Linked DNA regions of Homo sapiens: region 2 is linked to region 1. Evidence: read pairs that join two places in POLR2A ChIA-PET (ENCODE). Cell type or tissue: MCF 10A. All regions are shown on one strand.

Region 1 (5,000 bases):
TGGAAAATTCTGATTGAATTTTCCACTTCAAAGTACACAAAATCATTTCATCTAACATGCTGTGTGAGAAAATCTATGCCCCATTCTGACCTCCTGTTGCAGTCTATTTCAAGTATTGGTGATGCACCATATCACACTGCATGGCTGGTGAAGTAGAGTAAACATATTGACTGAGAAACGTTTTGAAAACCCCCTATTCCACATAGATCCCAGCTACTGTCAAAAATCACAAAAATGTTTGCATTCTGTCTGTGCAAGAGCATGACAGAGCTCTAGGAGAAATTCCCACAGTAAATAAAACCAGCTACTTGCATAACACTCCGTCGAAGCAGGACTGTGCAGGGCTTACTGCTAGGGGAAGGAGGGGCAAGATTCAGCCCAAATGATATGCCCAGAGGTATATGGGGGAAGACGTTATTAACTGTGCCCTTCCTTTCACCTATTTGCAAGGTTAAAATAAAATTTAGCAGAAGAGATTACCACTAGTGAGAAGGCACAACTCTGCCGGCGGCCAAGGAACACATGGAAAGAAAGGTAATATATTGATTGACCTTTCCTTGCAATTGCAGTCTAGGCGGCTAGCCGTCTTTTTTCATTTGAGGGGATATGATAGCTGACCTAGCTTATTTTCCTGGACTAACAAACTAGGACAGTCCTTGGACAAGTCAGGCAGCTGAGACCAGGATACCCCTACAGTAGCAGAGTATTACAACATTAACACTTACAATGAGGAGATCTAAGCAATAACGCGGTAATCAAACAGGCTTCTGGGTTAGAGCTTTTCCTTCCTCCAAATGCAAGCTTCCCGGGTCCTTCTCAGGAAACAGTGGAGAAGATGTTTTCCAGGTGTACAGAATGACAGTCCAATATGAATTATTCATACTCCCCAAAATATAGAGCTACAGAGTCCATTTAACTCAACATTTCCCCAAAGAGTGTTGTGCACTTTGTGAATGGCTTTATTTGACAAGAAAAACTTAAGGTTCCTTTGCTAAAAGGTTCTGGATCCAATAAGTTTGAGAAACACCTAATTAAAAATAGCTTAAAGGATTTACTTATTTTAAGATTTCCCCAAGACTTTTTACAATCATTAGCATTTTATTTTCTAAGAGCAAGTAACATAATCTCTGGTGCTACCCAAATTTAATATGAAACACTTTTTGGGAAAACATAGGATGTGCTTCTGAAAGAATACACTTTGAGAAATGGAGGTTTAAATAAGCCCTAATTTTAGTGCAATCATAGAATGACCACAAGAAAAATGGAGACTAAGTTATTGCCACACCATATACCAGCTATTGTACTTAGTAACTTAGAATTTCAGTCTTGAATTGTGCTACGATGAAAGAGGCAGGTGGCTTACGATGTAATTCAATAAAGTGTCCCTTTGTACACTTGCAAGATTGCAGCAACGCATCCAAAAAAAAGACTAAAAGCAAGAGCTACAGAAACAAATCCCTTGTGTACTACAGTGATCAAATCGCTAAAGAAATAAACACAAGGAATAAAAATACATGACTACCATACCATAGGTAGGCCTGCAGTTCACATGAAAGATAAACCCAGAAAATAAGGAGTGTTACCATGTCCATGTGTTTATAAAAGCCGGGCGCGGTGGCTCATGCCTGTAATCCCAGCACTTTGGGAGGCCAAGGTGGGTGGATCACGAGGTCAGGAGTTCGAGGCCAGCCTGACCAACATGGTGAAATCCTGTCTCTACTAAAAATACAAAAATTAGCCGGGTCTGGTGGTGCGCACCTGTAGTCCCAGCTACTCGGGAGGCTGAGGCAGGAGAATCACTTGAACCCAGGAGGCGGAGGTTGCAGTGAGCCGAGATCACGCCACTGCACTCCAGCCTGGGCAACAGAGGGAGACTCCATCTAAAAAAAAAAAAAAAAAAAAAAAAACAGTGACAGAACAACACAACTGTGCCCTATTTATCAATGGCCAAGGCTTATCTTTGTTCTCTTTTCCCTATTGGCAAATTTCCTAGTCTCCTTGAACAAATTTCCTATTTCTGAGACTTCCACATAGGACGTAAATAATCACAAGAGACCACTGCTCACAATATGAGTGAAGACAGAAAGAAAAGCTAGAAGTGAAAAGTAGGTTTTCAGTTTGGCTGATTCCTTCTTACCCCATCCATAGCAGATTCCTCCTCCTCCTGCCAATCCACCAGGGGTGAGAGAAACCATGGGCCTCTTCTTTCCTTTGAAGAGTTTGCCCATTTCTGGAATTTACATTTTCAAGGTTTATTTATGTCCTTAGCATATTTTATGATTTTTTAAACTATGATTTTTATTACTTACCCAGGTTATTTTGACTGTAGGAGTGAGAGCAATGGTCCCTGGTCATAGTCTACCTCCTAAGTGGTAAAGGAAATCTCAGAAATAGGAGTTTTTGCTTCTTCTTGTATCGGTAATTTTTCAAGTAGGTGCTAAACATTTTAAATCTCGGTAGAAACTGATGCTGAGATAAATACTACTTAGCTTCAGAAAAAGGTATGCCTCTTCTGCGTCATACACTGTAGTAGGGTGCTGAGTCATTCTGCTCCCTGCTTGAGCTAGGTTTGGATATTGTTATGACCCATGGCCAAGAGAAGACACACAGATACAGAGGTAGTCAAGATGCTGGTGTTATCAGACAGACTAAAAAGTATGCTAAAGGATACAGTGGCAAATGTATGGCAACATAAAGAAGATGTGGGAATTTTTAGCAGAGAGATTGTATTATAAAAACAAAAAAGAAAAATCTAGCCTGAAGAATATATTAGAATGAAATGGGCTTACTAACAATGAAATGGGCTTACTAACTGGCAGAGTAAAGCAAAATAAATGATCAGTACAGTTAAGTCAAAATAATAGAAATTATCCCAAATGAATTGCCAAGAAAAAAAAGCAAAAACAAAACAAAAATATAAAGAACGCCTAAGATCTGTGGGACAATATTAAACTTCCTAATATAGATATAAATGGGGTCCCAGGAGAGAAAAGAAAGTGGTTTAAAGATGTATTTAAGTAGATAATGTCCAAGGACATCCCCAAATTTGATGAAAATCATTAATCCACATACCCTAGAGGCTCAGCAAATCCTAGGCAGGATAAATTCAAGGAAAACCACACTTGGGCGCATCAGAGGCAAATCTCTTTTTCAGGCAGGAAATAGATAAAGGTATGTGAGGTAATGGAAAGGGAGTATCTATAAAATAAAATTTAAAAATCTCAAAACACATTAACCTGAAAAATGTTAAAACAGGCAACAGAGTTATCAAGATACTGAAACCAGTTTCTAAAAGTTATCACCAGCCTCTGAGCACTGGCCAGCAAAACCTGTGCCAGGTTTCTCTTCTCAAGTACTACTGGGAAACAGACTCCTTCCAGAATCCACAGAAGCAGGACAAAACTTGATAAAACTTGCCTGGTTAAATGCTTAATTTTGTTTAAAGAGTTGCTGGTTATGTTTTGACTTGTTTTTCTTTTTGCCTGACGGGTAAGGGGACTTGGGGGCAAATGAAACACAGAAGTCCCTAAAGGTAAAGGGATAATTTCAGTAGTTCTTCATAAATAGAAGCCAAATTGAGTAACTTGTACTTAACCTTGTCTGTGATCTTTTCACCTTTAAATTTAAAATATTTCCTACACCCTTTCTCCAAACAAATCACTAATCCTATCTTGGCAAATTTCCTGTTACACAAGTCTTTGGCAAGCACAACTCTGATGACTGGGAAAAGTCAACAAATTATAATTCACCGATTTTTTAAAGTCTTTAAAAATAAAAATTCCCATAAGGATAGGAGAGGTGGGGCTGTCACAATTCACCTATGCATACTCAACTTTTGCCAGCTGCAAAATAGGAGAAAAATAACTGCATTCTTGTGTTAGGAAAGAGAAATGGACTGAATATAATTTTCCTCTCAGATGTTTTTGGTCACAATATTCAAGTGGACTTAACATAGAAATTCCAGCAGCTGAAATCTTAATAGCCATAATGAGTATGATCTTTACACGTATTCTTTATCTTATGCATGTTCTGAAACTCAATCCCATCCTTTCCTTAAAAACCCAGAAAAACCAAAACAGCTGTCATTTTGCTGGATAATAAATTATAATGTTGGGAAGCAGTATCATGAAAAATATAAGACTTTGAAAACAAAAACAAAACTTCAAAACAATAGAAAATTCAAAATAGAATTATAAAATTTGCTACAAAGATAGCACAATGGGATCTTCTGGGTGCTGGTGATGCTGTTTTGTTTTCAGTCTTGGTGCTGATTACATGAGTAGAGTCAATCTGTGAAAGTTCATTAATATTTGCACTTTTCTGGATATGTGTTACTCTTACAACAGAAATAAAACAGTGTTCAAGATCTATGGGAGGGAGTGATTCTTCAAAAGGCAGCTGGCTATACTCACCTTCCAGTCTAAGTACTCAATCTCCAGCACTTAGCACAGTGCCTGGCCACAAAGTGAATGTCAGTATATATTACATTAGTGGAACTGAGTTTCAAAGATATTTTTTACCTTTGGTATTTTTGAGTGCTTTAATACTGTGTTTCTATCATACCTTATACAAAGCATCACGGAAAATAAGTGGAATCCACTCTCCTTAGAATTACTTGTATGGGTCTGAGTAGAGAGATGTTAGGCTGAAAACAAATGAGATAAGCTCTGTAGTCTTCTACTTCTCCTTCTCGTCCTTTTGTTGCAATAAACTTTAGAGGATGGTGAATGTCCTCAAACGTCCATTGTTAAGGGGAAGCTAGACAATTCAGGAGGAATCCAGTAGAAGTTAGAAGTGAGCACAGAGGTTTAGCAGCTGGCTCAGAATGAAAGGAAGAAACTCTGGGTCAAGAGCTCTGGATTTCTTTATGTTTAAAAAAACCCACTTTTTTTGGAATGGTTAATATATTACCACAGTCTATAAAGTATAGAGAAGCATTTAGTTTTTAAAAAACTCCTTTCCATCCTAGTCCCCAATTCACCCAGTTCCCACATTTCTCT
Region 2 (5,000 bases), 330 kb after region 1:
AGTAAAATTATCTCTATGGCAGATGACATGATCTTATATTTAGAAAATCTTGAAGAATCCACCAAAAACCACTATTAGAACAAATAAACACTTTTAGCAAGGTTTCAGGATAGAAGGTCAAAATTCAAAAATCAATTGTATTTCTAGCAGCAAACAACCCAAATATGAAATTAAGAAAATAATTACAGTTGTAATAGCATCAAAACAATAAAATAGGGATAAATTTAACAAAAGTAGCGCAAGACTTATGTGCTGAAAACTATAAAACAATATTTAAATCAACTAAAGAAGACCTAAATAAATGGAAAACTATCTTCATGGGTGTAAAGACATAGTATTATTAAGATGGGAAAACTACTAACACTGACATATAAATTCAATACAATCTCCATAAAAATCCCAACTGGCTTTTTTGCAGAAATTGACAAGCTGATCATGAAATTCACATGGAAATGTAAGGGACCCAAAAGAACCAAGTCAATCTTGAAAGATAAGAATAAAGTTGGAGGACTCACACTTCCCAGTTTTAAAACTTACTACAAACTGCAGTAATAAAGACAGTGTCGTTCTGGCATAAAGAAAGACATATGATGAATGGAATACATGTGAAAGTCTATTTGCAGTTAATTAATTTTTAGTCATGGTGCTAGACAATTCAGTGGGGGAAAAATAGGCTTTCCAACAAATGGTGCTGTGACAACTAAACATTCACATGCAAAAATAAAGTTGGATCCCTACATCACACCATATACAAAAATTAACTCAAAATGGATCATAGAGTTAAATATAAGAACTAAAATTACAAAACTCTTAGAGAAAATATGGGGGTAAATTATTGTGACCTTGGATTAGGCAATGGCTTCTCAGATATGATACCAAAAGCACAAGCAAACAACAACAACAAAAATAGGTAAATGGAAGTTTATCAAAATTACTAACTTGTGCTTTCTTCACCAAGAAAGTGAAACCATGGAATCAGGGAAAATATTTGTAAATAATATACCTGATAGTAGGTTTGTAGTCAGAATATATAACCCAACAATAAAAGGAGAAATGACCCAATTTAAAAATGGTCAAAGGGGCCAGGCTCAGTGGCTCACACCTATAATCCTAGCACTTTGGGAGGCTGAGGCGGGCAGATCACTTGAGGTCAGGAGTTCAAGACCAGCCTGGCCAACATGATGGAACCCCGTCTCTACTAAAAATACAAAAATTAGCTGGGGGTGGTGGCGTGTGCCTGTAAAACTGGCTACTCGGGAGGCTGAAGCAGGAGAATTGCTTGAACCTGGGAGGCAGAGGTTGCAGTGAGCTGAGACTTGAACAGACATACTTCCAAAGAAGATATATATATATATATATATATATATATATATATATATATATATATATATATATATGTAAATGGCCAATAAGCACATGAAAAGATATTTAATATCATTAGCCATTAGCAAAACACAAGTCAAAACCTCAATGGGGAAAGGAGGACATGGGGAATTTATTGTTCATTGATTATAGAGTTTCTGTTTGGGAAACAGAAACAGTTCTGGAAATAGATAGTAGTGATGGTTGCACAACATTGTAAATGCAGTTAATACCATTGAATTGTACCCTATAAATGGTTAAATGATAAACTTTATCTTATGTCTATTTTACCATGATGTCTTAGTCAGTTTGGGCTGCTATAACAAGAATAACATAGACTGAGTGGTTTAAGCAACAGCCACTTATTTCTCATAGTTCTGGAGGCTGGGAGGTCTGAGATCAGGGGCCAGCATGGTGAGGTTCTGGTGAGAGCCCTCTTCCTGATTTCCTCACATGGCAGGTGGAGGAGAAAGACGGGGGAGAGACAAACATTCAGTCCATTGCAAAAAATAAAAATTAAAAACCAGAAAGATATGCTATTTCATAGCCACTACGTGGCTATAATCAAAATAATAAATTATAAATGTCAGCAAGAATGTGGAGAAATTGGAACCCTCATACACTTGTTTGCGGGAATGTAAAATGATGCAGCCACTTAGGAAAATAGTCTGGCAGTTTCTCAAACAGCTAAACGGAGTTGCCATATGACCCAGCAGTTCCACTCCTAGGTCTATATCTAAGACAGCAGAAAGCATATGTTCACACAGAAAACTGTATATGAGTGTTCATTGTCGCATTACTCATAATATCCCAAAAGTGAAAAGAACCCAGATATCCATTAACTGATGAAAGGGTAAACTAAATGTGGTATATCCATACAATGGAATATTATTTGGCAATAAAAAGGAATGCAGTACAGATACATGCTACAACATGAATGGACCTTGAACTCATTATGCTAAGTGAAAGAATCCAATCACAAAAGACCACATGCTGTATGATTTTATTTCTATAAAATGTCCAGAATGGGCAAATTCATAGAGACAAAAAGTAGACTAGTGGTTGCCAGGAGCTGGAGGAGGGGCATAATAAAAGTGATAGCTGATGAATACAGAGCTTGTTACTGGAGTATGAGAATGTTCTGAAATTAGATAGTGGTGATGGTCACACAACTTTGTGAATATATGTAAACTGCATCTCAATAAAGCTATTATTATTTTACATATGATCATCAAATTGAGTGCTGAGTAACCATGACACCTCCAAGGGTTTAACACCCTGTAATTAAAACTCTGCTAACTGCATTGAAAGCAAATATTTTAGGTTTGGAAAAACCACACACCTGACATTTTCATTTCTCTGCCGTAGGCCATTGTTCATCATTGCCAAGTGATTCACAGCATTTTTCTCTGATCTCTCCTTATATCTAAGAAGGAGCCAGTAAAAGAATGGAAACGTGTTAAGTCTCTGTGGGTTCTCTTGTAAAATGTAGAGAAAACAGTGACGATCACACATGTGACTCACTGCTCCACTCATCCTTGGCTTTGACGAGGGCAGAAAACCACATACTTGGGGAAATGAAACCAGGTACAACATAGCTATGGGTAAGCACAATTTGGCCAGAGAGAAGCAGTGCATGCACATACTTAGGATAAAGCATGCACTCTCAGCATTCCCAGAGCCAACTACATAAAACTCCAGGTAAAGGGATCTCCCTACAGGAACACAAACAGTTCTACAGAGATTTAAATTATAAGCAACGTGGTGCTCAGGAAAAGCCTCCACCAAACAGCAAGATTTAACTGTGGTTTGGCATGGGAACAAAAGATAAAACTAAGCAAATCTTGCTGCTAAATGAGCCAACAAGAGTGAATGAAGCCTCTCTGCCACTTTGGTAGAATTTGTGATGTCTTTAAGCAATAAATATTACTTTAGGCATTTTTTTGTTAATAATGTCTTAAAATAAATAGACCCTAAAATGGTTTTAGATGATTGAAGAGAACTACTGGTCGAGTTCAAGGGTTTAAAATACCCTAGCACCTTTTTTTTTTCCTACCTGCAACTTTGGGCAAATTACTTAAGCCCTGTGAGCCTGTTTCTTCATTTATAACATGAGGATAGCAATAGCATTGCCATCATAGGGGTATTGAGAGGATTAAAGGAGGTACAGGAAGGTACAGTGTTCAGTATAGTCCTGGCATAGAGTAAACACTCCAGAAATGAGCCCTCTTGAGTGGCAGTCCTCTTTCACTGGAGCAGGGATGTGATAGTTGGGTGAGTACCTCCTCCCAGGGGCTCTGGCTCTAGGAACCCATCCCCTTCAGGTTCTGGCCTCCTTAGCCAGAATTCCAACTGAATTCTTCTGGCAATGGAAAACAAGGAAGGTTTTGAAGCATGCAAAATATGTGGTCAGATTTCTTTTAGAAAAGGCAAACAGGTAAAAGTTGCAGGATGAGTTAGGGGAAAGAGTCTCCAGAATGTGATTGTAATGACTCAGGAAAGGAATTACTAGGGACAGAACAAAAGCAGTAGAAGTGACCTGGAAACGTAACAACAATAGTGATGTTGTGCACCTTAAGAAACACTAATATTTACTGAGCACTCCTGTGAATCAAGAACTGGGCCAAGTGCTTTTAGGTGTCTTGATTTATTTAATCCTCACAGATCCTCAGAAAACAGATGAAGAGAAGGAGATTTTCAGAGGATAACCTATAACTTGCATGAGGTCAAAAAGTCAGCAGGATTGGAACCCAAAGAGCCTGTTACTGGAGCTGCAGAAAAATGATGACAGACTAGATTTGGTGGTGGAGAGAGACAAAAAGATATGATGGAAAGGGAAGAACTTAAGGTAGATAAGATGCCGGAAGCTGAATTAGGAAATATTTTTTCCCTTTCTTATTTCTTGCAGCAAATAATTTATATTGTTCTCCAGATGTTTCACAGGCAAATATATTGTCTTTCCAACCAGACCATATAAACTACCTGCGTATGGCGTTACTTATGTCTTATTTACTATGCACCATACGTACTCAATCAACAATTACTGGGCATCTACTGCAAGCCAGACCCTGGGCTAGGCACCAGGAACAGAAAGATGAAGAAGACCAAAAGTTTTCTTTGACCTTGGAGATTTACAGGCCAGTGGGAGTGATAAAGGATTTTGATGTGATGTTACAGTGCAACCCTAGTGTTATACATGAGGTGACCTGAGAGCACAGGTGTAAGAGCTTATCTAGATCCAGCTGAGGAGGTCATGAAAGGATTGAATGGCAGAGATGCTTGAGTTATGGATTAACATATGCATTGGCATTCATTAGAGGAATAAACTGTAGAAGGACCTTCCAGCCTGAAGAAACTACATGTGCAGAGGCCAGAATTGTTAGGTGTTTGGGGTAAGAGTGAGCAAGTGAGAGTGAACAAGAGACAAGACAAGATTTCAAAGGAGCAGTCACTTAAGTGGCTGTGTGGTGGGAGATGAATAACAAGTGGGTCAAGCTTGCAGATGAACAAACAGGTAATTCTGAAAGTTACCATTAGTGACCAGCCTGTATTTACTTGACTGGCTAGGAACAACTGATGTGCGGGATGATTTAACCTGAGTGTTGAGAATAGAAGCAAGATGTGGCTGCCTATGGTGG

What was found. ChIA-PET counts read pairs that join two places held together with the same protein. Peaks named below come from ENCODE experiments on the same cell type or tissue, not always from the same donor. Only the 100,000 strongest peaks of a DNase experiment are listed, where the experiment ranks them.
Region 2: POLR2A ChIA-PET joins it to region 1 with 5 read pairs; 1 of 35 experiments calls an interaction of 5 or more read pairs at or near these places.

Annotation. Positions count from the first base shown.
Region 1 is chr5:66,880,330-66,885,329 of GRCh38, reverse strand. The region is part of intron 3 of MAST4 (microtubule associated serine/threonine kinase family member 4); the gene reads right to left. Among named protein-coding and RNA genes, the nearest start is that of MAST4-AS1, 120 kb to the left of the region's middle. In MCF 10A, no CTCF peak of the experiment used is centred here; DNase peaks (open chromatin) are centred at 2,539, 3,419 and 3,679.
Region 2 is chr5:66,552,298-66,557,297 of GRCh38, reverse strand. No RefSeq gene overlaps it. Among named protein-coding and RNA genes, the nearest start is that of MAST4, 42 kb to the left of the region's middle. In MCF 10A, no CTCF peak of the experiment used is centred here; a DNase peak (open chromatin) is centred at 2,857.